Regions from separate parts of the Homo sapiens genome. Here region 2 is linked to region 1. Evidence: read pairs that join two places in POLR2A ChIA-PET (ENCODE). Cell type or tissue: CD4-positive, alpha-beta T cell. All regions are shown on one strand. Each heading gives the region's core, and the rest is flanking DNA. Links, peaks and the distances in the headings are about the cores only.

Region 1 (15,460 bases), core at 3,955-11,954:
GAACCCAGTAGGTGGAGCTTGCAGTGAGCCGAGATCGCGCCACTGCACTCCAGCCAGGGCGACAGAGCGAGACTCCATCTCAAAAAAAAAATAAAAATAAAAATAAAAAAAGAGATGGGGTCTTGCTCTGTTGCCCAGAGGGGAGTGTGGCGGTGCGAACATAGCTCATTGCAGCCTCAAATCCCTGGGCTCCGGTGATCCTCCTGCCTTACCCTCCTGAGTAGCTCAGATACAGATGCATGCTACTATCCCTGGCTAATTATTTAATTTTTTATAGATACAGGGTCTCACTATGTTGCCCAGTCTGGTCTCAAACTCAAGAGCTCAAGCAATCCTCCTATCTCAGCCTCCCAAAGTGCTGTGATTACAGCCATGAGCCACTGCACCTAGCCTTCCCAGGTGGTTTTGTGTGTATTTTGGAGATTCTTTTTTCTTTTTTTTTTTTTTATACTTTAAGTTCTAGGGTACATGTGCACAACATGCAGGTTTGTTACATATGTATACATGTGCCATGTTGGTGTGCTGCACCCATTAACTCATCATTTACATTAGGTATATCTCCTAATGCTATCCCTCCCCCCTTCCCCCACCCCACGACAGGCCCTGGTGTGTGATGTTCCCCTTCCTGTGTCCAAGTGTTCTCATTGTTCAATTCCCACCTATGAGTGAGAACATGCGGTGTTTGTTTTTTTGTCCTTGTGATAGTTTGCTGAGTTGGAGGTCCTTTTTTCAATGCAAAAATATATATTTTTTATAAAATGAGATCATACTCAACAGATTGTGGCCTTCAGTTGTCAGTTGTCATGAAAATCTGCCTCATCCTTTTTGAAAACAATAAAGTATTCGTCCTGTGGTCTTTTGCATTTCTGGGTATTAGCATGTCGCTCTCCCAGCATGTCCTACCAGAGTTTACTCTCACCAGTGAATGGGAACCCATCGTTCAGTGTAAGTCTGTATTCTTCCGTCTTTTATTTAAGAGCTGATTCAGAAGAGCTGGCATGCTGGGTGAACAGTTTTCTCCCAGAAGCCCCGGCTCTGCCCAGGAGAGGTGCTTCCACGGCTGCACCCACCCTGGGGCTGCCAGCCTCAGCGCCTGGTCTGACAGGCAGCAGTTTTGGAAAATGAACTTGAGTCCCCAATTTTCCTGGCACAGTGTGAAATAACTGGAAATGATTTTATTGTCTGTCGCTGCACCCCAGCCCCAGGAACAGAGATGGGCCCCTGGGAGGCCCCCATGGCCTGGCAATAATTGGCCTTTTCCCTCACAGGAGTGCTACCTGGAGGGTGACCAGACGAGCCTGTACCACGCAGCCAAGGGGCTGATGACCCTGCAAGCTCTGTATGGAACGATCCCCCAGATCTTTGGGAAAGGAGAATGCGCTCGGGTGAGAACCGGCTGCTTTGTGGTGGTAAAGGAGGGCCCTTCACACCCCAAAAGGGAGGAGGAACGGGAAGCTCCTTACAAACAAATTCAGTTGATCTTAATTATTTATGAATACTGTACTCATGAATTTGCCTACTGATTAAAATGCACTTATAACCCTCCAAGTCAGTACTCATGGTGCTTTTGTCGGCGTGCACAGTGGTGACAGTTTGAGTAACCACTGCGCATGTTCCCAACTGAGGCAGCTGACACTCCACCTTCCCATTTCAGCTCTCAGACTGCAAACAAGTGTACTTTTCACAGTCTCACTGTCATATTTTCCACACGTGTGTACTTTTTTTGGTGATTTCACTGTTTAAAATGGCCTGCAAATGTAGGACTGAGGTGCAGTCGGGTGTCTTGTGCACAAGAAGGCTGTGGTGTGCCTGGCGGAGACATTACGTGTGTCAGAGACGCTTCGTTCAGGCACGAGTCACAGAGCTGCTGGCTGTCAGTTCAGTGTGAGTGATCAACAATTATGTTAAGTCAGGCATCTTTAAGCAGAAACACATATAAAACTGGGTTACGTATTGATCAATTGACAGAAACGTTGAGACCAGAGGCTCCCAGGAACCTAAGTCTGCGTTTCTCCTAGGAACAGTGGTTCCATCTTCGCTAATTTAGTGTTTGCAGTGACTTCATAGAACATAACTACTGCGAATCACAAGAATAGACTGACCTGATTTTATGCCTCATTGGCAAATGGCAGCTGCCTTGGTGCAAGTGTCGGGATGGGTGCCAACAGCAAGGTGCTTTTCTAGAGCTGCTTATTTCTAAGCAATGCACTCTTCCAGTTTTTCTCCTTTTTTACTTTTTTGATTGTCTTTCTGGTTTTAGACAAATTTTAAAATCTGCTTGTTCCCAGGGGGGCCCCACCTCATCCAATGTTTTGTTTCCAGCAAGTGGCCAATATGATGATCAGGATGAAGAGAGAGTTTACAGGAAGCCAGAATTCAATATTTCCTGTTTTTGATAATCTCTTGTTGCTTGATCGGAATGTGGATTTATTAACACCTCTTGCCACTCAGCTGACATATGAAGGACTCATTGATGAAATTTATGGCATTCAGAACAGTAAGTACATGACATCTGTTTTCACTAATAGGTAATATGAGAAGAATATCCTTTGTGGAGGCTACTGTTTGTATATTGCACACTTAAGCATAATTTAAAGTCAGAGATCCGATTTTAATGATTCAGAGTGTAGATTAATACAGACCTTTTTGTAAGCAATTTAGCAACACATAAAACTTTTCTAACCCTTGGCCAAAGAAAACCCAAAGCCTAAGAATGTGCCTTGAGGAATCATTCCAAAAAAGAGGATCAGTGAGGTTTGCATAAGAATTTCGATTTCCATTTTCTTACCAGAATTTTCCAAACAATCTCAGTGGTTGAGTACATTATGAAATATTATGGAACCACCTGGGTGTGGTGGCTCACACTTGTAATTCCAGCTCTTTGGGAAGCCAAGGCGGGCAGATCACTTGAGGTCAGGTGTTCAAGACCAGTCTGGCAAACATGGTGAGATGCCCGTCTCTACTAAAAATACAAAAAATTAGCTGAGTGTGGTGGCACATGCCTGTAGCCCCAGCTACTTGGGAGGCTGATATGGAGGAATTGCTTGAACCCGGGAGGAGGAGGTTGCAGTGAGCCGAGAGAGCGCCACTGCACTCCAGCCTGGCGACAGAGTGAGACTGTCTCAAAAAAAAAGAAAATATTTGGAACCATCAAAATAATAAATGTGGAACATGAAAAACTGCGTAGCCATGCCTATTTCAATTAGAGGTTGTTATATATGTGTCTGCATATGTATGTGTATTCCAAACTATATTTATAATATATTTATAAAAAATAACTAAGAATACCGTAAAAACTGGAAATAACTGGAGGTGGAATAATCAGACCATGCCTCCAAAGGGTCAGTTTTTAGAAAGCTGCTTCCTTTACATAGAAATCAGAGAACCCTTGAAACAATAAAAATACTGACCTCTGACTTTCAGACACTAGGATTCAGTGACATCTGAGCAAATTGCAGTTGTCGGTGACACAAGAGTTGGCCAGAATTTTAGTGCCCAGGCCGGTCCTTGTCCCCTGTGAGCAGAGGCCAAGGGTCTCCCTCAGAGGGCACTGGCATTTGCGACGCACACATCCTTGCAGCCGGCAGTAGTTGACGAAGGCGGCAGAAGCAGTGGCGTTTGTGCTGGTTGGAAAGACGTGGAGAGTTTAGTTGGAGATCCTGGGGCAGGGGCAGTCGGCATCATACACAGAGTCATGACGAGCCAAGCAACGTGGTTGAGTGGAGTGCATGGCTGGAGAAATATTTTAGAAAAACGGCTGGTACAGAAGGTCGAGGCCACTCTATGGAAGATGTGGATGGCTGGTTAGTGCCTGGCCTTGGTGGGTGATTAGGTAGATCACAAGTATGTTTGGTTTGGCTGGTTTTGGCCCACATGATATTTATTTCTGTCAGCTTTAGAATGTGATACATTTTAAGTAATAATCCTGAATTAGGCCATGACGAAAAATATTGGAAGCACTGGCAAGAGGCCATGCTCCCACTGGTGGCCAGGACCCAGAGTGTCTAGAGCTCCCTGCCTCACCACAGACCCCTACACCTGTCTCAGCCTGGCCTTCTTCCCTCGTCTGCATAGTCCCCGGCCTCTATTGCCATCCTGAATGAAGTCACAGGGAGCCAAGGGAAGGCCTGAGGAGAGGGATGTGTAAGAAAGATGAGGCCAGGCGCGGTGGCTCACTCCTGTAACCCCAGCACTTTGGGAGGCCAAGGCAGGCAGATCACGTGAGATCAGAAGTTTGAGACCAGGCTGACCAACGTGGTGAAACCCCATCACTACTAAAAATACACACACACACACACACACACACAGCTGGATTTGGTGGCGCATGCCTGTAGTACCAGCTACTCAGGAGGCTGAGGCACGAGAATCGCTTGAACTTAGGAGGTGGAGCTTGCAGTGAGCCAAGATCGCACGGCTGCACTCCAGCCCGGGTGACAGAGTGAGACTTTGTCTCAAAAAAATAATAAAATAGGTGAAAATTTTTTTAAATATTTAAAAAGAAAGAAAGGAAGGAAGAGAGGAAGGGCCTGCAATTCAGAGGGAAACGGACTCGTGGTTGCCAGGACTACAGGAAGGGGATGGGGAGTCACCACTTATTGGCTACAGGGTTTCCCTTTGGGATAAAAAAGTGTGGAACTAGATACTGGCTGTGGTCCTACCATGTTGTATATGTACTAAATGCTACTGGATCATTCACTGTAAAACAAAGTAGTAATTTTTATATTATGTGCAATTTACCACAAGAATGGATGAATGAATGACGTGGGTGACGGAGAGAGAGACATGCATGAGGAGGCGTTTCCACACGTATGGAAGGTCTTTAGTGATAAGATTGTAAAAAGTCTTATTATTATTGTTTGTCAAAAAAATGGCACCTTTAATACTTTTTAAAACTCTATTTATTGACAGAGGAATTTATTTCAGGAGAGCCCTATGCTGGGTTGTGGGTGGAAATCAAAGAAACAGGGTGGTCCCAGAGCATGTAGCACCCAGGAAGGCATGAAAGAAGAGCTCTGAAGTTCAGGATGGGGAATGGTGGGGGGAGAGGCGGCCTGGGAGTTGGCCCAGGGACAGCTGTATAGGAGGGGTGGGAGGTATGTGGGAAGGGATTTTCCAAGAAGAGAAAAAATATGTATAAATTCCCAGCCTCCTTGTAGCAAGTTTTTTCGTAATGTAAGTCAAACATTGATTAGGAAAAAAATTGGAAAAATAGAAGAAAACATAGATCCGTTATTATCCTCCAACCTTACCCCAACAGCCCTGTGGCCCCAAACCTTGGGACAACCACTGTTAATATTGTGGTATTATTTCCTAGTCTTTTTTTCCCCTTGTGTAGTTTATTGTAGTTAACAAAAAATGGAATCAGGTTGTACAAATAGTTTCAAACCTGAGTTTTGATTTGGTATGCTAATGAGCATTTTCCTAGTGTATGCATACTGTAATCGTTACATTAAAATCCACAGTATAGGGCAGGCATGGTGGCTTATGCCTGTAATCCTAGCACTGTGGGAGGCCAAGGCGGGCCAATCACCTGAGGTCAGGAGTTCGAGACCAGCCTGACCAACATAGTGAAACCCCATTTCTACTAAATACAAAAAAAAATTAGCCAGGTATGGTGGCGGGTGGCTATAATCCCAGCTACTTGGGAGGCTGAGGCAGGAGAATTGCTTGAACCTGGGAGGTGGAGGTTGCAGTGAGCCGAGATCGTGCCACTGCACTCCAGTCTGGGTGACAGACTGAGACTGTGTCTCAATTAAAAAACCAAAAAGTGGCTGGACACACTGGCTCATGTCTGTAATCCCAGCACTTTGGGAGGTTGAGGTGAGCGGATCATCTGAGGTCAGGAGTTCGAGACCAGCCTGGCCAACATGGTGAAACCCGTCTCTACTAAAAGTACAAAAATTAGTCGGGTGTGGTGGCGGGCGCCTGTAATCCTAGCTACTCAGGAGGCTGAGGCAGGAGAATCGCTTGAACCCGGGAGGTGGAGGTTGTAGTGAGCTGAGATCACGCCACTGCACTCCAGCCTGGGCGAGAGAGCGAGACTCCCTCTTAAATAAATAAATAAATAAATAAATAAAATAAGAGAGAGAGAGAGATCCTCCCACCTAAGCCTCTCAAAGTGCTGGGATTACAGGCGTGAGCCACTGTGCCCAGCCTACATAAGATTTTTTTCATATATCAGATTATTTTCTTTCCCTGGATTCCCTGATGCAGGATTTTTGGGGTGAAAGGCACTTGGTACATGTTGCCAAATTGCTTTACTGCAGAGTTACACCAGCTCCATGCCATCCGTAGTTCATGAGCACATGTGGGGTGTTCCAGGAAAATAGGGACTCACTTGGCTTGGCAGGAGCAGAGTAGGGAGAAGGAGATTAAGGCTACTTCGCAGAGGAAGTGGATACCATGCTAAGGAATTTGGAAGCTTATTCTAGATCAGGGTGTACAGCTTTTTCTATAAAGACCCAGATAGTAAGTATTTTAGGCTTTTGCTTGTTACAAAGTGCAGGTCATACAGAGGAACCTCCTTGTCTCTGTCATTGTCATGTGAAAGTAGCCATAGACAATACAAAAAGAATAGCTGTGGCCATGTGCCAATAAAACTTTATTTGCAAAAACAGAAAGTGGGCTGGGCATGGTGGCTCACACCTGTAATCCAGCACTTTGGGAGGCCCAGGAGGGTGGCTCACCTGAAGACAAGAGTTCAAGACCAGCCTGGCCAACATGGTGAAACCCTGTCTCTACTAAAAATACAAGAAAATTAGCCGGGCATGGTGGTGGGTGCCTATAATCTGAGCTACTCAGGAGGCTGAGGCAGGAGAATCATTTGAACCCAGGAGGTGGAGGTTGCAGTGAGCCGAGATCGTGCCATTGCACTCCAGCCTGGGTGACAAGAGTGAAACTCCGTCTCAAAAAAAAAAAAAAAAACAGAACGTGAACAGAGTTTGGTCCTCAGACCGTAGTTTCTAATTCTTGTTCTAGGATGGCTTTTAAACTATTTTGGATTCCAATCCACAGTAAGAAATGTATTTTATATCATGAGCCAGTATATACACACATGTATGCATGTGCATGTTAAACTGAAACAAAAGTTTTATTTAAAAAAAAAATAAAACGAAGCCACCACTAGCTTCTCTAACAGCGTGTGATAAGCTTTTGTATTTTCTACTCTGTGCTGTTTTTGGTACTGTTGTTTTGTTTTGGTTTCGTTTGGTTTTGGTTTTAAGATGCTACTTGCAACCCACCAGCTTGATTTCATGATCCACTAATGGAACATGATCTACAGTTTGAAAAAATACTAAAAGTCAATGGGGAGATCCTTGAAAGTTTTCTGAGTGGAAAAGTGACCTAATCCCTGAATAAGTTTAGGAAGTGGACATTGCTGCATGTGGTTTATATAGGTGCCCCAAAGATAATGAGAACTGTGGTATCAGTATTAGAGTCACTACTTCCTGTACTTTGATCATGGAAAATCAAAAGCTCAGAGCTATGTGTCGTTTGCCGTCTTCCATTTTCTCCTGAGTTGGAAATTCTGTTTTGTGCTTGGTTACCGGATTGGTTCTTCCAGTCATTGCACACAGGTGCTTATTCCCTTCCACTGCTGCTCAGGTTATGTGAAATTACCTCCAGAGAAATTTGCACCTAAGAAACAGGGCGATGGTGGTAAGGACCTCCCCACGGAAGCAAAGAAGCTGCAGCTGAATTCTGCAGAGGAGCTCTATGCTGAGATCCGAGATAAGAACTTCAACGCAGTTGGCTCTGTGCTCAGCAAGAAAGCAAAGATCATCTCTGCAGCATTCGAGGTGAGGCAAGTTTTGGGTGTCATTCTGCAACTCTAGGCCTCAGGTAGATGCCCACCCCTGAGGGGAATAAGAGCTCCAAAAATATGTAGCCATTAAACCAGGCTTCAATGCAACTTTTCTCATCTTCAGTAACTGCAGATTCAGTATTGGAAGATCCGAGGTTTTCATTTTAAACTTTCTCAGACCCGCGTTGCGTAAAGTTCTTTTTGTGTGGAGGGTAGGTGGAGGCGCAAGTGTGTGCAGTTTACAGACTTCCATCATAAACATTTGCTTTATCGTCTTAAATTATTTCCTACCTTGCCTAAGAGGAAGCCATCTGTACTACAAATAAAGAATCCTCTATAATAGAACTTGTGGTTCATGCTGAAAACTCAAGTTTAGCCAGTGTGACTGCGGCAGGGGAAGTCAGCACGTGTGGCAGGTGATAATGAGACTGAAATCCCCAGCAACCCCGAGCTTTGAAATTGGTGGCTTCATTATCACCTTCCTGCCTCCTCTTGCCCGTTCACTAGTTTATTCTTGCTCAGGCTCCTTTTTGAAACATGGGAATTCAACAAGATCATAAAGTCTGAATATTTCAACTTTGGAAACATAAATGGGAAGTTTTTGAAAATGAATTTTTCACTGAGTATGTAGTTCTAGATTTTTTTTTGACAGGGTCTCGCTTTGTCTCCCAGGATGGGTGTAGTGGTACAATCATGGCTTACTGAGCTGCTACCTCCCAGGCTCAAGCAATCCTCCCACCTCAGCCTCCCGAGTAGCTGGGACCACAGGCACATGCCATCATGCCTGGCAGAGTTTTTTGTTGTTTTTTTTTCTGTAGAGATGGGGACTTCCTGCGTTGCCCAGGCTGGCTTGGAACTAGGCCATGTAATTCCAGATTTTATCTTTCTCAGGAATTATGTTCATTAATTGATTTTCATATTTCTGAAGTTACTTTTGGTTTAAGTTATTAAATTTTGCCAAAAAATATTATCATCACCAAGCTATGTTCGCTTTGTTCATAGACTATACTCAAGACTAAGGTTCAGGCCAGGCACAGTGGCTCACGCCTGTCATCCCGGCACTGTCGGAGGCTGAGGCAGGAGGATCGCTTGAGCCCAGAAGTCCTAGACCAGCCTGGGCAACACAGCAAGACACTGTCTCTACAAAACTTTTTTTTTTTTTAACTAGCTGGGCAGTGGCGTGTGCCTGTAATCCCAGCTCCTTGGGAGGCTGAGGTAGGAGCCTAGGAGGCGGAGGCTGCAGTGAGCTGTGATGACACCACTGCACTCCAGCCTGGGCGACAGAGACCCTGTCTCAACATCAAATAAAAGACTGAGGGTCAACAGAAAAAATGGATTTTTTTCTGTTACACAGGAAACTTTTCCTCTTTATGGTACCCTCTAAACATAATTTTTTGTCTTAGTTTTTTACTCAGAAATTTGTATGGTTTATATAGTACTATCTTTCACCAATACTCAGATGTCCACAAAATACTGACACAGTGTTTAAGCTGGTACATTGGAAGACAGACTCTGAGGCATTTGCTTCTTTAAAGAAGTGCTAATTCAGGAGACAGGCACCATGACCTCTATTATTTCAGTCATATATATACTTTTCTTTTCTCTTTTTTTATGTAATGTAATGATTTATTTGTATTCCATTCTTCCTTTCTCATTAATATAAATGAAACATCCTCTGAACAATACAAAAAACAAAGCACTTAAAATATCGGCCAGGCGTGGTGGCTCACGCCTGTAATCCTAACACTTTGGGAGGCCAAGGTGGGTGGATCACCTGAGGTCAGGAGTTCGAGACCAGCCTGACCAATATGGTGAAACCCTGTCTCTACTAAAAATACAAAAATTAGTTTGGGCATGGTGGTGGGCACCTGTAATCCCAGCTACTCGGGAGGCTGAGGCATGAGAATCACTTGAACCTGGGAGGCGGAGGTTGCAGTGAGCCGAGATTGCGCCACTGCACTCCAGCCTGGGCAACAAAGCGAGAGTCCTTCTCAAAAAAATAAAATAAATAAACTATCTTCCCTGCTTGAGGCACTGCTCTCTTGTTTATTTCAGGAAAGACACAATGCTAAGACCGTGGGGGAGATCAAGCAGTTTGTTTCCCAGTTGCCCCACATGCAGGCAGCAAGGGGCTCGCTTGCAAACCATACCTCAATTGCAGAATTGATCAAAGATGTCACTAGTGAGTATCCTTTGTAATGATTGTTTCAGTCTGGGGCTACTTGCACATACAACGTTTGACACCTAGGTCATCAACACCACAATGCCTCTTCGGGAGAGTCAGCTCTGTCTTAATACCACGTGTTCTTCTCAGTGTTAATGAAGTATACATATGTTAATAGTTAAGGATATTCCAGGCGGGGCATGGTGGCTCATGCCTGTAATCCCAGCACTTCGGGAGGCCAAGACGGGCAGATCACTTGAGGTCAGGAGTTTGAGACCAGCCTGGCCAACATGATGAAACCCCATGTCTACTACAAATACAAAAATTAGCCAGGCACAGTGGTATGCATCTGTAGTCCCAGCTACCTGGGAGGCTGAGGCAGGAGAATTGCTTGAACCTGGAAGGCGGAGGTTGCAGTGAGCCGACATCACGCCACTGCACTCCAGCCTGGGTGACAGAGTGAGACTCCATCTCGAAAAACAAAACAAAAAGAATGTTCCATTTGTTGGCCAGGCATGATGGCTCACATCTGTAACCCCAGCACTTCGGGAGGCTGAGGCAGGCAGATCACTTGAGTCCAGGAATTGAAGACCAGCCTGGGCAACATGGCGAAACCCTGTCTCTACTAAAAATACAAAAATTAGCTGGGCATGGTGGCACATGCCTGTAGTTACAGCTACTCAGGAGGTTGAGGCATGAGAATCACATGAACCCTGGAGGCAAAGGTTACAGTGAGCTGAAATCACGCCACTGCACTCCAGCCTGGTTGAGCGAGACTCCATTAAAAAAAAAAAAGACTGGGCGAGGTGGCTCATGTCTGTAATCCCACCACTTTGGGAGGCCGAGGCAGGTGGATCGCCTGAGGTCAGGCATTCGAGACCAGCCTGGCCAACATAGTGGAACACCATCTGTACTAAAAATACAAAAATTAGCCAGGTGTGGTGGCGGGCACCTGTAATCCCAGCTACTCAGGAGACTGAGGCAGGAGAATTGCTTGAACCGGGAGGCAGAGGTTGCAGTGAGCCAAGATTGCACCACTGCACTCCGGCCTGGGCGACAGAGCAGGACTCCATCTCGAAATAACGAAAGAAAGAAAAAGAGAAAGAGAGGAAGGGTCCATTTTTTAACTCAAATTTTTTCATTATCATTTATATGAAAAATATTTGGAATGTAGATAAGAGAAAAAAATTATCCATAAGTTTGCCATCATAATCTGAGATGGTTAATTTTTTTAGTCTAGCTTTTTTTCTTTTTTTTTTTTTTTTGAGACGGAGTTTCACTCTTGTTGCCCAGGCTGCAGTGCAATGGCACAATCTTGGCTCACCGCAACCTCTGCCTCCCGGGTTCAAGTGATTCTCCTGCCTCAGCCTCCCAAGTAGCTGGGATTACAGGTACTTGCCACCACGCCTGGCTTATTTTCTATTTTTACTAGAGATGGTGTTTCACCATGTTGGTCAGGCTGGTCTCAAACTCCCAACCTCAGGTGATCCGCCTGCCTTGGCTCCCAAAGTGCTGGGATTACAGGCATGAGCCACCGCGGCCAGCAGCTTTTTTCCTTTTTTGAAGGATTACTTATTGGCGCATGTTCTTCCCTTGAATATTCTGTGCAGAATTGGTACAAAGAGTATATGTTGAGTATTTTGAAAGAGCTCAGAAGACATCTATTAAAGCAGACATGAGTTTGTTTGTTTGTTACAACACAGGGCTGTAAAAGCTGAGTAGGAGATTGTTTTATGAAGTATACTTCGAATCTTAAGTAAATCACAGTTATCGGAAAATCAGTCCTTTGTTTCCCTGTTCATAGGAGTGGAAACCAGTTGAAATTGGGTTGAACCTAATGATGAAAATGAAATGTTCTTGAGAAATTAGCTTTCATTCATACTGACGCTCATTCTGGGGTCTGTACTGAAATCCTAAGGATACAAAAGAGTGCACTTGTCGACTGTATCTAGTGTAACTTAGGAGTGCAGAGGCCTAGCGTTTTCCATGTTTCCTAAAAGATTTTCTTCAGGTGATGACTTGAACTTATTGCTTGCTTGCTTTTTTGCATGATGTCTGGTTTCTTTTCTTTTGAGACAGAGTCTCGCTCTGTTGCCCAGGCTGGAGAGCAATGGTGTGATCTTGGCTCACTGTAACCTCCGCCTCCCCGCCTCAAGTGATTCTTGTGCCTTAGCCTCCCGAGTAGCTGGGACTACGGGTGTGTGCCACCATACCCAGCTAATTTTTGTGTTTTTGGTAGAGATGGGGTTTGGCCATGTTGGTCAGGCTGGTCTTGAACTCCTGGCCTGAAGTGATCCACCCACCTCGGCCCCCTACAGTGCTGAGATTACAGGTGTGAGCCACCGTGCCCAGCCACATGTCTAGTTTCTGAATCGTGCTCTGTGTATAAAAGCATGCCACTCAAGTAAATTAACATTTAATTTCTAAGTTGCAAATTTGCTAATTTCATTTTAGCTTCTGAAGACTTTTTTGATAAATTAACCGTGGAACAGGAGTTTATGTCTGGAATAGACACTGATAAGGTATGTGGACAAAAAAACCTCTTTAACAAGTAATTGAAAGCTTATTAAACCTCAGATTATAGCCAGAAAACCAATTGCTTTGATTCCCATGCCTTGCCTTTTTTTTTTTTTTTTTTTTTTTTTTTTTTGAGACGGAGTCTCACTGTGTGTCACCCAGCTTGCTCTGTTGCCCAGGCTGGAGTGCAGTGGCGCCATCTCTGCTCACTGCAAGCTCCGCCTCCCGGGTTGACGCCATTCTGCCTCAGCCTCCCGAGTAGCTGGGACTACAGGCGCTCACCACCACACCTGGCTAATTTTTTGTATTTTTAATAGAGACGGGGTTTCACCATGTTAGCCAGGATGGTCTCGATCTCCGACCTTGTGATCCGCCCACCTTGGCCTCCCAAACTGTTGGGATTACAGGCGTGAGTCACTGCGCCCGGCCACTTAAATATTTTTAAGAGCAAATGCAAAATGTGCAAGTGTAGATTTTATCAAGTAACAGATATTTAACATTATTCTGTGCAAGACACTTTCTGCCATACATGGCAACATGAGACCTGGCCCCTAAAATCAAATCTTTTTAAGACTGTATTAGATAAGGTATTTGCTCTTTTGAAAGAGTTTCTTATATAACTCCTTTAAATAGCTCTATTAACAAATTTTAAATTATTCACTTTATGAAAATTCCTAACATAAAACAATTACTGATACTTTTTGCTAGATTAGTTGTTGATACTATTGAAATGGAGTAGACATCTGGTAGCCTCTCAGAAGCGTGTCCTTAGAGACAGACGTGTCCAGACAGGCATATGGAGTGACCAATTGTATTCTCAGCGGCCTTGGGCTCCAGTGACTTGGCCTGATCACTGGGGGGTGTGTGTGTGTGTGTGTGTGTGTGTATGTATGTATGTGTGTGTGGGGTGTGTGTGTGTGTGTGGTGGCCAGGGTGTGTGTGTGGCTGGGGCTAGCAGAGCTATTTCGGGGAAGGGTTAGGGACTGTGGAAAAATAACTCATTTTCCCACGTATCTCCTTTATTGGACTTTGAAAAATAATAATAAACATCAAGTTAAGTTCCTAAACCATGTATTGTGTGTGTGTGTGTGTGTGTGTGTGTGTGTGTGTGTATGTATATGTAAATGTATATGTATATGTATGCTACTTTATTTCCAGGTCAACAATTACATTGAGGATTGTATCGCCCAAAAGCACTCGTTGATCAAGGTGTTAAGACTAGTTTGCCTCCAATCCGTGTGTAATAGTGGGCTCAAACAAAAAGTTTTGGATTATTACAAAAGAGAGATTCTCCAGGTGAGTATATTTTTAAATTATTAATTTGCCAAGGGGGACAGCATCTTTTTAAAAAATACTTCATGGGCCGGGCACAGTGGCTTACGCCTGTAATCCCAGCACTTTGGGAGGCCAAAGCAGGTGGATCACTTGAGGTTAGGAGTTTGAGACCAGCCTGGCCAACATGGTGAAACCCCCATCTCTATTAAAAATACAAAAATTAGCCAGGCATGGTAGCATGCACCTGTAGTCCCAGCTATTTGAGAGGATCAGGCAGGAGAATCGCTTGAACGCAGGAGGCGGAGGTTACAGTGTGTCAAGATCATGCCCCTGCACTCCAGCCTGGGCAACAGAGTGAGACTCTGTCTCAAAAAATAATAATAAAAAATTTAAAATTAAAAAAAATAAAAATTACAAAGCTGCCATTTTGGTATCTTGTAACGACTGTTGTATAAATTTTTTAACACCTAGAGGAATTGGTCTTGGTAGCCATCACTGTTTATTGTATTTGTGTGATAATAATAGCTAACAGGCTGGGCACAGTGGCTCACCTCTGTTATCTCAATATTTTGTGGGGCTGAGGCAGGAGGATCGCTGGAGGCCAAGACCAGCCTGGCAACATAGCAAGACCCTGTCTCTACAAAAAAAATACAAAAATTTACCAGGCATGGTGGCTGTGTCTGCAGTCCCAGCTACCCAGGAGGCTGAGTTAGGAGGATTGCTTGAGCCCAGGAGTCCAAAACCAGCCTAGGCAACATAGCTTGTTTACAAAAAGTAAAAAATAATAATAATAGGTAACATTTCTTGAGCATTTACTATGTGCTAGGATCTATTGGAAAAACTTTATAGGCCGGGCGCGGTGGCTCTGTACCCTGACTCTACTAAAAATACAAAAAATTAGCCGGGCGCGGTGGCGGGCGCCTGTAGTCCCAGCTACTCGGGAGGCTGAGGCAGGAGAATGGCGTGAACCCGGGAGGCGGAGCTTGCAGTGAGCCGAGATTGCGCCACTGCAGTCCGCAGTCCGGCCTGGGCGACAGAGCGAGACTCCGTCTCAAAAAAAAAAAAAAAAAAAAGAAAAACTTTATGTGCATTCATTTGTTTCATCTTCACAATACTTCCTTGTTAACTGTAGTTACCATAACAACAACAACAAATATTCACAACAGCCTTGTGAGTTAGAGACTGCTATCGTCCCAGTTTTATGGATGAAAAACTGAGGCACAGACTAGTTTAGGTAACTCACCCAAGGTTACCTGGCTGGTAAGTGGCACAGCCAGTGGTAAACCAGGCAATTTGAGTGTAGCGCCCATGTTCTTAACTCCGCAGTTATACCACGGAGGAAAAGAACTTTCTGCAAATTTCTGATGACAGTTGCTTAGCAGGTTTACTTAAATTAAGCCTGTGTTACTTATAATAAGGAAAAGGCCACTCTTGTTTTTGAAAAGTCTCCCCTTTGTTTGAAAATGACTCAGGTAGTATTTATTTGCTGTTACCAGTGACAGTTAAGTACATTTTTATTAAAATTGAGTGCTCATTAATTTTTTGTTTTTGTCTTTTTTTAAGTTATGTATCCTTGTGTAAGAGTCAAATAATGCAGAAGTACACAGAGCAAAATGTGAACGTCCCCTGTACCTTGCTCATACCCCAGTTTCCCTCCCCAGATGTGACCAGTGTCAGCAGTCTGATTTGCTTCCTTCCAA
Region 2 (15,460 bases), core at 4,611-12,610, 140 kb after region 1:
GAATAGTAGATTGTCATAATTGCTCTATGTTATTATTGTTGTTAATCTCTTACTGTGCCTAACTTATAAATTAAGCTTTATCACAAGTATAGAGCTAACATGTGAAAAAAATGTACTGTATACAGGGTTCGGCACTATCTGAGCTTTCAGGCATCCACTGGGGTCTTAGAACACACCCCCTCAGATAAGGGGGGACTACTGTATTACTTTTTCAAAATAAACAAGGAAAAAAGACCAGGCAAGGTCCAAGACATTCTAGGGCTTCTAGTTAATTGCGGAAGGCAATTCATCACAAAAACAGATATATCAGTCAATTCTGTGCACCAGATCCAGATATGAGGATCACGGTTATTAGGTGGTTTCAATGAGGGAGTGGAGGAATGACTCTTCCAGGAGTCCAATTCACTTGCTTCAAAAGGGCAGTCTCTATCGGCTAGTCCTGGGATGTGGGCCTGGTCCCACAGGCTGCCAGCAGCCAAAGCTAACAGGCTACAGACGAACAAAGGTTCATTGAGGAGCTGGCACGCGGGAGGGGCCACTGCCAATGGCTTGACAGGAGGGGCAGTGTGCATGTCGGGCCACCTGCCCGAGCAGAGAGTCTCCTATGGAGGAACCCCAGGGGGTTTCAGGTCCTGCTCCATCCTCCTCGTGGATCTCTTGGCATCTTTTTTCTTACATTCAAAGAACATCCTGTTGGAGAAGTAGGATCCGAGGGCTGTGGCGGGAAGGCTGGTGCACACTCCAGTGTGCGAGTGTTCGAGTGCCTGCAGGTGCTCCGCCCACATGCGTGCCAGCTTGTTTGTGAGGGTGTATGTTTGTCTTTTCTGTGTGAAAAGCAGGGAGTAATCATTTCCATGACCACCCAAAAATAGGGCAACTTGAGGGAGTGGATACCAGGCAAGATGTGCCTGCCTGCAATGGTGACTTCACCCTGCCTGGGATGGGCTGTGTCCAGGCCTTCCACTAGAGGACAGACACCACCATGTCTAGACCACTTCTAACCAACAAAGAAAGCAGAGTGGTTCCATTTCTGGCCTCGTCACCCAGGCTGGCCCGGCCCAGCCCACCTTCTGCAAAACAGTGACCACATCCACCACACTGGACAGCTGGGTCAGCCATAGCAGATATGAGGGCCTGGGCCCAGCACGTGGTCAATGCTGGGCATGGTGAGGCATGCTCCTGAGTTTTAGGAGCTTCTTGGGCATGTTCTTAAGTTTCCTGTCAGATTCAAGCCATAAGTGGACTTTCAGGCAGGGGCAGGGGCAGGGACCCCTGGGCAGGGCACCATTTAAAGCCAGAGTCCTAGGTTTCCTCGCCAGAAGAGTAAACCCCAATCAGACCCCAAGGTGCTCCTCCGGACTGGAGATGAAACCAGATTTGCAAGAGGCAAACTTGGTATTTCACTTCAATTTGCATCATTTGTTAATGAAATTTCATAATTAAAAACCTGCGCGTTAGCCATGTGCCCCATATTTTCTGAGCTGTTTGCCCATGCCCTTTGCCTTTTCTAAAAACCAACATGGCACATGTATACATATGTAACAAACCTGCACGTTGTGCACATGTACCCTAAAACTTAAAGTATAATAATAATAAAATTAAAAAAAAACTTATTCTGAAGTAATTATAGACTCTCAGGAAGTCACACAAATGGAACAAAGAGCTCCACGTACCCTTCACCCAGCTTTCCCCAGTGGTGGCTCTTGTATCGCTGGAGCACAATGTCAAAGCCGGGAAATTGGCTTTGGGACATTACTGGTAAACAGACTACACGTCATTTACAGTCATTGAAATGTCAATGTTGTGTGTGTGTGTGTGTGTGTGTGTGTGTGTGTGTTTTCAGATGGAGTCTCGCTCTGTCACCCAGGCTGGATTGCAGCAGCATGATCTTGGCTCACTGCAACCTCCACCTCCCGGGTTCAAGTGATTCTCCTGCCTCAGCCTCCCAAGTAGCTGGGATTACAGGTACTGCCATCATGCCTGGCTAATTTTTGTGTTTTTGTAGAGACAGGGTTTTGCCATGTTGGCCAGGCTGGTCTTGAACTCCTGACCTCAGGTGATCTGCCCACCTCAGCCTCCCGAAGTACTGGGATTACAGCTGTGCCCAGGTGTCAGCCATTGTTTCCCTTGCTATTTTATATTCGCAATATTATAATATTAGTGGTACTAATGCTTTGTGATGTTTCTGCAAATGTTTCCCCTAGGATTTTCATTGTCTTTTACTTGTTTTTATGGCATGTCTTTTGAATGTAGGTTACATATTTGTGTAGTCATCTCTACTGGTCTTTTTTTTTTTTTTTTTGAGAAGGAGTTTCGCTCTTGTTGCCCAGGCTGGAGTGCAATGGTGCGATCTTCACTCACTGCAACCTCTGCCTCCCAGGTTCAAGCAGTTCTCCTCCTCAGCCTCCTGAGTAGTTGGGATGACAGGTGCCCGCTACCATGCCCAGCTAATTTTTTGTATTTTTAGTAGAGACGGGGTTTCACCATGTTAGCCAGGGTGGTCTTGAACTCCCGACCTCAGGTGATCCACCTGCCTCGGCCTCCCAAAGTGCTGGGATTATAGGCGTGAGACACCGCGCCCAGCCACTACTGGTTTTTCTTTAGAATTTCTTGTACTGCTTCCCTGCCTGCCCTCCCACCCGTTCAGAGATTTAGTTTTCACTTTTATCTTTTAAGCTTTTGTAGTTTTATTGATTAAAATATATATCTATCCATAATAAAAGAAAATTCAAACAAAAAGGAAAAGTGCAAAGAACAAAAGCAAACTCACCTTCAATTCCGCCACCTAGAAATAACCTGTTACATTTTGGTGATAATATTGTGTAGCAAAGAAGTAGTCTTCCTGGCTGGGTGCGGTGGCTCACGATTGTAATCCCAGCACTTTGGGAGGCTGAGGCAGGTGGATCATTTGAGGTCAGGAGTTCAAGACCAGCCTGGCCAACATGATGAAACCCCATCTCTACTAAAAATAAAAAAATTAACCGGGCAGTAGTGGCGCATACCTGTAATCCCAGCTACTCAGGAGGCTGAAGCAGGAGAATCGCTTGAACCCGGGAGGTGGGGGTTGAGGTGAGCCGAGATCGTGCCACCGCACTCCAGTCTGGGCAACAGAGTGAGACCCTGTCCCCCCCCACCAAAAAAAAAAAAAAAAAAGAAGTCACCTTCCCAAAGAGAGGTCAAGCCTTTGCCCTGGGCTGCTGGGAGGTGAATTCTAGGCCCCTGGAATTAGAAATTAGTTCTGCCTGATGGGAGTGTCTTTGTTTGCCTGGGGGCTTTGGCCACAGAACAGTTACCAATCTGACTTACAATGGGGGCCTGGAGCACAGGGTATCAGTTCCAACCTCCAGAGGAAAGGCTAACTAAAGGTCTTAGCCAGACATCTGGGCGGGGCTAGAAACTAAAGGTCAACCACAGGGGTAGAATGGATCAAGTCCAGTAAAAACTTGCGTCTTGGCTGATTTTAATTTGAATCCTTTCCTTATAATATACTGCAACCATGAATATAATACTTTTCAGTGCGTTCTGTTTTTCTAGTGAATTATTGAAACTGAGGGTGGTTTTGGGAACTCCCCAACTTGCATTTGGTATTAGAAATGAAGGCAGTCAGCCAGGCGCAGTGGCTCACGCCTGTAATCCCAGCACTTTGGGAGGCTGAGGTGGGTGGATCACCTGAGGTCAGGAGTTTGATAACAGTCTGGCCAACATGATGAAACCCTGTCTACTAAAAATACAAAAATTAGCCGGGTGTGGTAGCACATGCCTGTAATCCCAGCTACTTAGGAGGCTGAGGCAGGAGAATCACTTGAACCTGGGAGGCAGAGGTTGCGCGGTGAGCCAAGATTGTGCCATTACACTCTAGCCTGGGCAACAAGAGTGAAATGCTGTCTCAAAAAAAAAAAAAAAAAAGGCCGGGTGCAGTGGCTCACGCCTGTAATCCCAGCACTTTGGGAGGCCGAGGCGGGCGGATCACGAGGTCAGGAGTTCGAGACCATCCTGGCTAACACAGTGAAACTCCGTCTCTACTAAAAATACAAAAAAGTTAGCCAGGCATGCTGGCGGGTGCCTGTACTCCCAGCTCCTCGGGAGGCTGACGCAGGAGAATGGCATGAACCTGGGAGGCGGAGCTTGCACTGAGCTGAGATCGTACCACTGTACTCCAGCCTGGGCGACAGAGCGAGACTCCGTCTCAAAAAAAAAAAAAAAAAAAAAGAAATGAAGGCAGTTATATGGACTGTTCTAACTCTGAAGTTGGCCCTTAAGTCTTGGCAATACATATTCATCTGACTATGTATGTATATAAATAAAGATAAAAATATATAAATAGGCTGGATGTGGTGGCTCACATCTGTAATCCCAGCACTTTGGGAGGCTGAGGTGGGTGGATCGCTTGAACCCAGAAGAGCGAGACCAGCCTGGACAGCATGGCGAAACCATATCTCTACAAAAGATACAAAAATTAGCCAGGTGTGGTGGTACATGCCTGTAGTCCCAGCTACTCGGGAGGCTGAGGTGGGAGGAGCACCTGAGTCCAGGAGGTGGAAGCTGCAGGGCTGCAGTGAACTGTGAACTCACCACTGTACTCTAGCCTGCGTGGCAGAGTGAGACCCTGTCTCAAAACAAAAAGAAAAAACCAAAAAATCCATATATATATGAATAACATAATGCTTAAATAGGTAGGAACAGGTTTGTTTTATAACCCATTTTTCACTTATATGTCACAGACATCTTATGCCAATAAAGTTTTATATTATTTTATTTTTATATACAGAATATTTCACTGTACACATTTATCATAATCTACTTAACCATTTCCCCACAGACATACATTTATATTAACAGACGTGCTGTTTCAAATAAACAATGCTGTGATAAACACTAATTTTCATTAACATAGTCAAAATTTAGAAGTCCTTTTTTTATGCTTCTGTTTTTTGTGTCGTACTTAACAAGGCTTTTCCTAGCCTAAGACTTTGAAAACACTTACCTATTTCCTTCTAGAACTTTCACGGCTTCCCTTGTTACATTCAATTCAATAAAGCCAACTAGGATTTATTTGGTGGAATGAATGTACAGGGATGATGTAGGGATCCTGCTTTAGGTAAGATTTCCTAAATAATCCATCTTTCCCCATTAAACTAAAGGTCCATCTTCATCATACACCCCCTTCCCATAGATACATATATTTGGGACCACTTCTGGATGTTGTTTCTTATGGGTTTTGTACACACATTTTTTTTTTTTTTTGAGATGGAGTCTCGCTCTGTTGCCCAGGCTGGAGTGCAGTGGCACGATCTTGGCTCACTGCAAGCTCTGCCTCCTGGGTTCAGGCCACTCTCCTGCCTCAGCCTCCTGAGTAGCTGGGACTACAGGCGCCCGCCACCACCACGTCCGGCTATTTTTTTATATATATATTTTTAGTAGAGATGGGGTTTCACCGTGTTAGCCAGGATGGTCTCGACCTCCTGACCTTGTGATCCGCCTGCCTTGGCCTCCCAAAGTGCTGGGATTACAGGCGTGAGCCACCACGCCCGGCCTGTACATACATTTTTAATGATTTCACTTTTTACATAACTCTGATTCATCTGGGGAGAAAATCAATTTAGTTCTTTACACAGCTCACAAAAACAAATTCCAACTAGTTATCTCATTGTCTCATCTTCCCACAATGACTTACGACACTTCTCTGAACATATGTTGCATCTTCACCTATACCAGGGCTTGTTCTGGGCCCTGCATCACCACTGACCTGTGTCCAATCCTGTGCTGCCATCACACTAATTTAATCACCACAACTCTGTGCTATACTTTACTATCTAAGTAAGGTTAGCACCCATCATCTTTTAAAACAATTTTAGAATTCTTGCCTACTATTCTTTCAAGTGAACTTTATGACCATGTTGACAAATCTCAAAATAAAACTATTCTAAAAGAAAAAAGAAAACTATTTTAATATGTTGATTGGGATTATGTTTAATAAATCAATTAATGTAGGCAGCACCCCACTTCAAATTGGGCCATCACCATACCAAATTAAGGAATGTTATTCTACTTACACTACTTAACCTACTTAAAAAGAGAAATCCAAAGCTATCTGGTTTGCTATAATTTGCTTCATGAACCTCCTTCACATTTCTGATCATATTTTTCTAACATTTCTAAATAATATAAAAAGGAAATTTAGAAAGAAAAAACAGCAAAACAAAACCAAATCACGCAGTTATACCACTCAAACACAAGCACTATCCTCATTTTATTGTGTTTGACATAGCCCCACCTAGCTGATATGGCAGCTGCCACCCTCACCCTGACCAAACGGCTAAGCCACAGGCAGCAGGGAAAGGTTTCCATTATATTCAGTACTAAGCATGACTGTCCCCAAAGAATACAGCTTTTCCCTAGCACCTTCATAAAAAGGTAATTCAGTTGGTAGTTGGTTTAAATATTCACCAAGGTAAAATGTTTATGTAAAGAATGAAAAACTCTACCCAATTGCAGACACCTGGCTTAAAGAGGCAATAAATCAAGGAACAGCATTCTCTAGCCAGAGTACACACCTGGAGTCAAGACTCTAGAAATTGGCTACCAGAGATGTAATAAAAACAGATCATACTTGCAAATGTTTCTAAGCACCTATGAAGACTGACAAAAAACAAATTTGATATTATCACCACTATTAGTCATTTCAAGGCACTGCCAGCTACACAGCCTACTTACAAGTCAAAGAAATCTGAAGCTGTCTGATGCATTTAAAAGGATAAGGTAACACTCGCCAGGTAGCCAAGACCTATAAATAGACTTTTTTTTTTTTTTTTTTGAGACAGAGTCTTGCTCTGTCACCCAGGCTGGAGGGCAGTGGCGCCATCTCGGCTCACTGCAAGCTCCGCCTCCTGGGTTCACGCCATTCTCCTGCCTCAGCCTCCTGAGTAGCTGGGACTACAGGCGCCCGCCACCACGCCCGGCTAATTTTTTGTATTTTTAGTAGAGACGGGGTTTCACCATGTTAGCCAGGATGGTCTCGATCTCCTGACCTCGTGATCCGCCCACCTTGGCCTCCCAAAGTGCTGGGATTACAGGCGTGAGCCACTGCGCCCAGCCCTTTTTTTATTTTTTTTTCTTTTGAAGAGCAGGATCTAGCTCTGTTGCCCAGGCTGGAGTGCAGTGGCATGATCATAGCTCACTGCAGCCTTGAACTACTGGGTTCATGTGATCCTCCCACCTCAGCCTCCCAAGAATTTGGGACTACAGGCATGCACCACCATGCCCAGCTAAATTTTAATTTTTTTGGTAAAGATAAGCGTCTCCCAGGCCAGGTGCAGTGGCTCACACCTGTAATCCCAGCACTTTAGGAGGCCGAAGCGGGTGGATCACCTGAGGTTGGGAGTTTGAGACCAGCCTGACCAACATGGAGAAACCCTGTCTCTACTAAAAATACAAAATTAGCCGGGCGTGGTGGCACATACCTGTAATCCCAGCTACTCACGAGGCTGAGGCAGGAGAATTGCTTGAGCCCAGGAGGCGGAGGTTGCAGTGACCCAAGACCGCGCCATTGCACTCCAGCCTGGGCAACAAGAGCAAAACTCTGTCTCAAAAAATAAAAAAAAGAGAGATAAGCATCTCCCCATGCTGCCCAGGCTGATCTCGAACTCCTGACCTCAAGCAATCCTCCTGCCTCGGCCTCCTAATGTGCTAAGATTACAGACGTGAGCCACCGTACCTGACCCTAAACCTAAATAGGCTTTAAATAGGTTTTTCCCTTTTTGAGACAAGAGATAATTCAGTAAAGATTGTTCCCAATTATTTTCAGTTTTAAGGGTCTGGAATTGTATCCCTCCCCAGAAAGAGAGTTCCTGGCCCTAAAGAATAAAAATGAGAGGCACCCAGAGCAGGGATGCGTTGGGGTCACACCCACTTCCATTCGGCAAAAGGAAGAATAGCTGGATCCTGTAACACCCACTGCAACCACAGGATTCTGGCTTATTTGAGGAAGAGGATTCAAAAAAGCATACGAACAACTTTGTACTGCCCTCATCACATAATAGAAATTCCAAAATAAAATCCATTTTCCCTTTGCCTGCTAAAGATGCTTTCTCCCATCTGCTACTGAGAATCAGTTGTCAACCTAAATCTCTCCTTTGCATCCTCTTCCCATGGGTGTTTTTTAGTCAACTTATTAACCTTCCAAGTAGCAAAGGAGTTTGGGATGGGCAGAAGAGTTGGAGCCTACTCTAAATCGAAGGCAAGCTGTAGAAACAGTTTTTGTATTTCAGACATGCTGCAAATCTCCTCAGCCAACCCATCTGAGGTCAAACAGCCCTTCTGTCTCTCCTGAGACGTATGAACGGATTACATCTTTGTCAGCATTCCATATATCTACATTTCTTTCCTGTCTGTGAAAAGCAACAATTTGGGCCAGGCACGGTGGCTCACACCTGTAATCCCAGTGTGGATCGCTTAAGGCCAGGAGTTCGAGACCAGCCTGGCCAACATGGCAAAACCCCATCACTACTAAGAATACAAAAAGTAGTTGGGCACAGTGGCTCATGCCTATAATCCCAACACTTTGGGAGGCCAAGGCGGGCGGATCACTTCAGGTCAGGAGTTCAAGACCAGCCTAGCCAACACAGTGCAACCCCGTCACTACTAAAAATACAAAAATTAGCTGGGCGTGGTGGCTCACGCCTTGTAATCCCAGCACTTTGGGAGGCCAAGGTGGGCAGAACACTTCAGGTCAGGAGTTCGAGACCAGCATGGCCAACATGGTGAAACCCCATCTCTACTAAAAATACAAAAATTAGCCAGGTGTGGTGGTGCACGCTTGTAATCCCAGCTACTCAGGAGGCTGAGGCAGGAGAATCACTTGAGCCCGGAAGGCAGAGGTTGCAGTGAGCTGAGATTGTGCCACCTAAAAAGGAAATTATATTTTTTATAGTTTCACATGAGGGTGAGCACAGGTTTAGTCACTAAAAGTCAAGGTCAGAGTGACTAATGTCTCTCTCTTTCATTTACCCCTGCTTGAAGGCCTCCTGGAAGAATAGACTAAAATGGAATGAGAATTTGTAAGACACACATAATTTAAGAAAAACTACAGAGCAGGAAAAAGAAGTCTGCCTAGACAGTGATGGGCACTCATTTCTCAAAACCGAAGTCCCTGATGTACTGCTGGTTCCCTCCACACACAAGTGAAAGCAAAACACAGGCCTTGCAGGAGCTCACGGACTAATGAAAGGGCGTGACCCACATGGGAAGGAGATTTTGTGTCTTCTCCTTCCTGCAGATCTTTGGGGGCCAGCGTGCATTTAGAGGTGGGGAGGAGTCGAGCAGGGAGAGAGTAATTATGAACAAAACTTGAAGCCAACCATTTATGTTGATTTTTTGACTATAAAGTTTCAGTCCTCGTGTTATGTACAAGGGCCTGCTACCCTTTCCTGACATAAGGAAGAATGATAATATGATTCCTCTGATGGCAAAATCCCAGATTTTACTGAGGAAATCTAATTCTGTCTTTTTTTTTTTTTTTTTTTTTGAGATGGAGTCTCGCTCTGTCGCCAGGCTAGAGTTGCAGTGGTGTTATCTCAGCTCACTGCAACCTCTGCCTCCTGGGTTAAAGCCATTCTCCTGCCTCAGCCTCCTGAGTAGCTGAGATTGTAGATGCCCGCCACCATACCTGGCTAATTTTTGTATTTTTAGTACAGACGAGGTTTCACCGTGTTGGCCAGGATGGTCTTGATCTCTTGAACTCGTGATTCACCCGCCTCAGCCTCCCAAAGTGCTGGGATTACAGGTGTGAACCACCCCTTTCGGCCCTGATTCTGTCTTAATGTCATAAAAATTCATCTTCTCCATCAGCAGCATCACAGGCCAGGCTGCCCTTCGCAGGGGACACATGGCGCACCTTCCAATCAGGGTCAGCTTGGAAAGATACTTTTATTACCACCTAGTCACCGCCGGCCAGGGGAGAGCCAGAGAGGGCAGTGTCCCCGCAACCCCCCACCTTCCAATCAAGGCCAACTCAGAAAGATGCTTTTATCACCACCCTGTCACCACTGGTCACAGGAGAGCTGGGGGAGGACAATGTCCCCCCAAATCCCCCTTTTCAATCAGGGCCAACTCGGAAAAGACACTTTTCTAACCACCCTGTCACCACCAGCCACAGGAGAGCCGGGAGAGGGCAGTCAGTGTCCAACTGCCTGCCAGCTCTGCAGCCTTGGACAGACACCTGGCCTTTCAGAACTTCACTTTCTTTGGGAAAAAAAGAAAACTACTTCACAGAGCTGTGGTAAGAATGAAATGAAGCCAGGTATTTAGAGCAGACTGACTTTCTATCTGGAACACAGGAGGTTCTCAGTAAAAAGAATTCATACATTCAGCTGATGCTTCCCAAGACGTTCAGGGCTGTCTGACTCACTGTGCTGTGGGAACCGCACAATTAAAGCCTCTAGGCCACTGTGGCCAAGCCTCACCGTGACTCTGGATGGGAAGAGGGGGAACGACTGTGGGGGGATGCTGAACAAAGGTGCTGCGGAGCTGGAGAGCACCAGAGCTGTGAGATTAGGTACATCCAGGAAAATGCAAATGCATCCCACCAAGAGCGACAGCACAGGCAGAAATGTCTTTATTAGCCCTTACACAGGAATTGCAGCTGGGGGTTTCACAGCTGTCCTGTCACCTGAACCCCCAGCTCCCGCCACGAGGAAATGCCACCAAGGGCCTGATGACTGCCTGCACCATCAGCTCTCAGGCACACTTCACAGCAGTGACCCTTATCAAGTGCCTCTTAGTCAAGCTACAGAGTGGACAACCTGGGAGAGGGCGACAGACAGAGGAGAACACAAGGAGGAGGGCTGGTGACGTTGAACCCCTGCCAGTGCTCTCAGAGGAGAGGCGTGGGCCCAGTTGGAGTCCTGCACCCGGAAGCTAGTGCAGCTGGTGCAGCTGATGCTGCTACCTCTCTTTCAGCTCCATGAATCTATGGGAATCAAGAGCAGTGAAGGCCGGGTGCTGTGGCTCACACCTGTAATCACAGCACTTCGGGAGGCCAAGGTGGGTGTATCACCTGAGGTCAGGAGTTTGAGACCAGCCTGGCCAACATAGTAAAACCCCATCTCTACTAAAAATACAAAAATTAGCCAGGCTTGGAGGTGCAGGCCTGTAGTCCCAGCTACTCAGGAGGCTACGGCAGGAGGATCACTTGAACCCGGGAGGCGGAGGTTGCAGTGAGCCGAGATCGCGCCACTGCACTCCAGCCTGGATGACAGAGTGAGACTCCATCTCAAAAAAAAAAAAAAAAAAAAAAAAGAACCTGCGATTCCATCTTGCTTTCACCACCAGGAATCAAATGCATCCACACCATACAGAAACCCTCTGCAGGCCAGGGAGTGGAACATCCCAGCAACACTTACCAAAAGCCCGATGTGTCAGGCTCTGCACAGACAGTGACAACACAGTGACAATGCCATCCCTGGCTCTGCCCTCAGGACCTCACGAGCTAATGCAGAAGACAGAAAGGTCTTCCTTTGAGTGAGCAAAGGCATGTGTGGAGTGTATGGAAGTGCAATGGAGGGGCACCCAGTGGTGTTTTCCTTAATTAGGATGCCTGAGCGGAGTCTCCAAGGACGGGCAGGAGTTAACCAGGGAAAGAAGGGAGAGAAAAGGGTTTCAGGCAGAGGGAATCAGGAGGCCTTCTCCAGAAACGAGCAGCTTTGGCTTCTGGCCCATGCTCTTCCCTCCCTTCTCCATCACCACCATAAATGGGTCTGCAGCTTTGAAGACAGAGGATAAGTTGAGATAACACCACCCACAGTGCAGAGCCTAGGATCAAAGTCCCAACCTTGCTGCTACTTTTCCCAGCCAGGGGCTGGCCTGGGCAACAGGCAAATCCTTGAAAAAGAAGAGCAAGTGAAGCGATGGAAATGCCAGTTGGCCAACATCTCACACTTAAGTGTGAACCTATAGTCTGAACCTATAGTCCAAAACGATGACAGAATAGGAATCAAAGCTAATTTGTCACATCAGGTTCTAAAGTAAAGCAGACAGAGAAAGAAGGGAACAAGAGAGAGAGGAGGAAAAGAAGGGGGGGAAAGGGCTTATAAAAGGGAAGTTTTTTTTTTTTTTGAGACGGAGTCCCGCTCTTTAGCCCAGGCCGGACTGCAGTGGCACAATCTCGGCTCACTGCAAGCTCCGCCTCTAAAAGGGAAGTTTTTGAGAGATACCTCTTTTGTACCATGGGTGTTTTGACCACATAAAAGTGAAAAATCAGCCGAGCGCGGTGGCTCACTCCTGTAATCCCAGCACTTTGGGAGGCCGAGTCAGGCAGATCACCTGAGGTCGGGAGTTCTAGACCAGCCTGACCAACACAGAGAAACCCCATCTCCACTAAAAATACAAAATTAGCCGGGCACGGCTGTAATCCCAGCTACTCAGGAGGCTGAGGCAGGAGAATCTCTTGATCCTGGGAGGCAGAAGTTGTGGTGAGCTGAGATCTCAACACTGCACTCCAGCCTGGGCAACAAGAGCGAAACTCCGTCTCCAAAAAAAAAACCCGTGAAAAATCTCTTCTAAATAAAAAAAAAATCAATAAGCAAAGTTAGAAGGTAAGTGTCAAACTGAGAGAGGCATTAGGAAAAAAGCTTAGTCCTTAAGGTGTAAGGAGCTCCACAATCAGTGAAGCTTCCCCAGTGACTAACTGCAGAGATAAAAAGGATGTGGCTGTCAAGGTCTGAACCAAATGGCCCAATTTAGCACCACCAACAGTGGGCCCACCTGACAGTATGGACCTTTGATGTGATCGCCCATGAGGCACCCACCAAAAATGTTTCACCTAAATCTAACAAAGCCTTTCAGGACTCACGTGATTTAGTGGTTTAGAGGAAACACGGGGAGCAAGGAAACATGTTCACCAGGAAACGACAAATGCAGACTGTGGGACGGACTTCAAGACAACTGGGCCAGTCCCTTCAAAAGGTCAGAGCCACGGGGGGAAGGCAGAAGGATTCTTCTACAAGAAAAAAGGCTGGCCGGGTGTGGTGGCTCATGCCTGTAATCCTAGCACTTTGAGACGCCGAGGTGGGCAGATCACAAGGTCAGGAGATCAAGACCATCCTGGCTAAAGTGGTGAAACCCCATCTCCACTAAAAATACAAAAAAATTAGCTGGGCGTGGTGGCGGGCACCTATAGTCCCAGCTACTCGAGAGGCTGAGGCAGGAGAATTGCTTGAACCCGGGAGGCAGACGTTGCAGTGAGCCAAGATCGCACCATTGCACTCCAGCCTGGGCGAGACAGTGAGACTCCGTCTCAAAAAAAAAAAAAAAAAAAAAAGAAAAGGTAATTATGGTAAAGCCAAAAACAAGAAAACTGAAGATAAATCAAATACATCTACCAACACATGAATGGAGAAAACGCACTGCTATATCTATACGACAGAATATTAACTACAGGTGCAGACAGCAACATGGATAAGTCTTAAAAACATGCCGAACAAAGGAAGCGAGACACAAGGATACAAACTGTCTGATTCTATTTATACAAAACACACGGAAAGACTAATCTGATTCACAGTGATAGTGCGCAGATAGGGAAGGAGAGGATGCCTGGGAAGGGCGCGAGGGAACCTTCTGGGGTCATGGAAATGTTCTGTATATTGATTGCAGTGGTCACATGTGTGCATACATTTGCCAAAACTATAAATCAGTACACTTGTAAGGGTGAATTTTATTGTTTACATATTATACCTTAATAGAGCTGATTGAAGTTTTTAAATTATAGTAATGATACCCAAGGGTTGGGGATAATGTAAGGAGTTGGACCCTCTTAAATAACACTAGTGGGACTATTAATTGGTACCACATGCTTTCTGTAACAGCTTTATTGGAATATAGTTCACATACCACACAGTTCACTCATTTGAAGTGTACAATTTGGCCAGGCACGGTAGCTTACACTTGTAATCTCCGCACTTTGGGAGACCAAGGCGGAAGGATCACATGAGCCCAGAAGTTAGAGACCAGCCTGGACAACACAGCAAAACCCTGTCTCTACAAAAAAAAAAAAAAACAAACAAAATTAGGCCGGGCACAGTGGCTCACACCTGTAATCCCAGCACTTTGGGAGGCCAAGGCGGGAGGATCATAAAGTCAGGAGTTCAAGACGAGCCTGACCAAGATGGTGAAACCCTGTCTCTACTAAAAAAAAAAAAAAAATACAAAAATTAGCCAGGTGTGGTGGTGGGCACCTGTAATCCCAGCTACTTGGGAGGCTGAGGCAGAGAACTGCTTCAACCAGAGAGGCAGAGGTTGCAGTGAGCCGAGATCGTGCCACTGAACTCCAGCCTGGGTGACACAGCGAGACTCTGTCTCAAAAAAAAAAAAAAAAAGGCCAGGTGCAATGGTTCATGCCTGTAATCTCAGCACTTTGGGAGGCCAAGGCAGGTGGATTACAAGGTCAGGAATTCAAGATCAGCCTGGCCAACATGGTAAATCCCGTGTCTACTAAAAATACAAAAATTAGCCGGGCATGGTGGCGGGCGCCTCTAATCCCAGCTACTTAGGAGATTGAAGCAAGAGAATCGCTTGAAACCAGAAGGTGGAGGTTGCAGTGAGCCAAAACTGCACCACCACACTCCAGCCTGGGTAGAAGAGTGAAACTCTGCCTCAAAAATAAATAAATAAATAAATAAATAAATAAATAAATAAATACATACATACATACATACATACATATAAAATTAGCCAGGCATGGTGGCGTACACCTGTAGTCCCAGCTACTTGGGAAGCCAAGGCGGGAAAATGCCTTGAGCCTGGGAGGTCGAGGCTGCAGAGAGCCGTGATCATGCCGCTGCACTTCAGCCTGGGTGACAGAGCGAGACCCTGTCTCAAAAAATAGTGTACAATTCAATCGTGTTTCATATATTCAGAGAGCTATGCAACTGCCATCACAACTTTAGAGCATTTAAAAGAAATGCCCACACTCTTTAGTTATTCCACTTCGACCCTAAACAACTATTGATCCACTTTCTGTCTCTACATGAATGCATATTCTGGACGTTTCATATTTCACATAAGTGGAATCATATAGTATGTAACCATTTGGGATTGACTTGTTTCACTCTGTGTCATGTTTTCAAGGCTCATCCATGTTGTAGCATGTGTCAGCATTCCATTCCTGTTTGCCACTGAATAATATTCCTATCCACAGATATATCACATTGTTTAATCCATTCATCAGCTGGTGGACATTTAGACTATTTCCAACTTTTGGCTGTTATGATTAATACTTCTGTGAACATCTGTGTACAAGTTTTTGTAGGAACTATATTTTCATTTCTCTTGGGGAGATTCTTAGGAAGGGAATTGCTAGGTCACATGGTAACTCCATGTTTAATGTGTTGGGGAGTTGCCAGACTGTTTTCCACAGCAGCTGCACCATTGTACATTCCCACCAGCACACAGAGGGAATGGATCTCGA

Evidence for each region. Peaks named below come from ENCODE experiments on the same cell type or tissue, not always from the same donor. Only the 100,000 strongest peaks of a DNase experiment are listed, where the experiment ranks them.
Region 2: POLR2A ChIA-PET joins it to region 1 with 5 read pairs; 6 of 35 experiments call an interaction of 5 or more read pairs at or near these places.

The regions. Positions count from the first base shown.
Region 1 is chr12:122,236,908-122,252,367 of GRCh38, reverse strand. It overlaps VPS33A (VPS33A core subunit of CORVET and HOPS complexes), which reads left to right. Exons shown (of 13, transcript NM_022916.6): 5 at 1,269-1,385; 6 at 2,323-2,497; 7 at 7,606-7,799; 8 at 9,860-9,986; 9 at 12,423-12,490; 10 at 13,644-13,781. Among named protein-coding and RNA genes, the nearest start is that of DIABLO, 19 kb to the right of the region's middle. In CD4-positive, alpha-beta T cell, for the core only: no CTCF peak of the experiment used is centred there; DNase peaks (open chromatin) are centred at 7,207, 7,467 and 8,217; H3K4me3 peaks cover 2,582 bases; H3K27ac peaks cover 3,392 bases.
Region 2 is chr12:122,102,431-122,117,890 of GRCh38, reverse strand. All of the region lies in intron 1 of MLXIP (MLX interacting protein), which reads right to left. Among named protein-coding and RNA genes, the nearest start is that of MLXIP, 31 kb to the right of the region's middle. RefSeq lists enhancers at 5,475-5,769, 8,782-9,101. In CD4-positive, alpha-beta T cell, for the core only: no CTCF peak of the experiment used is centred there; a DNase peak (open chromatin) is centred at 9,186; H3K4me3 peaks cover 224 bases; H3K27ac peaks cover 909 bases.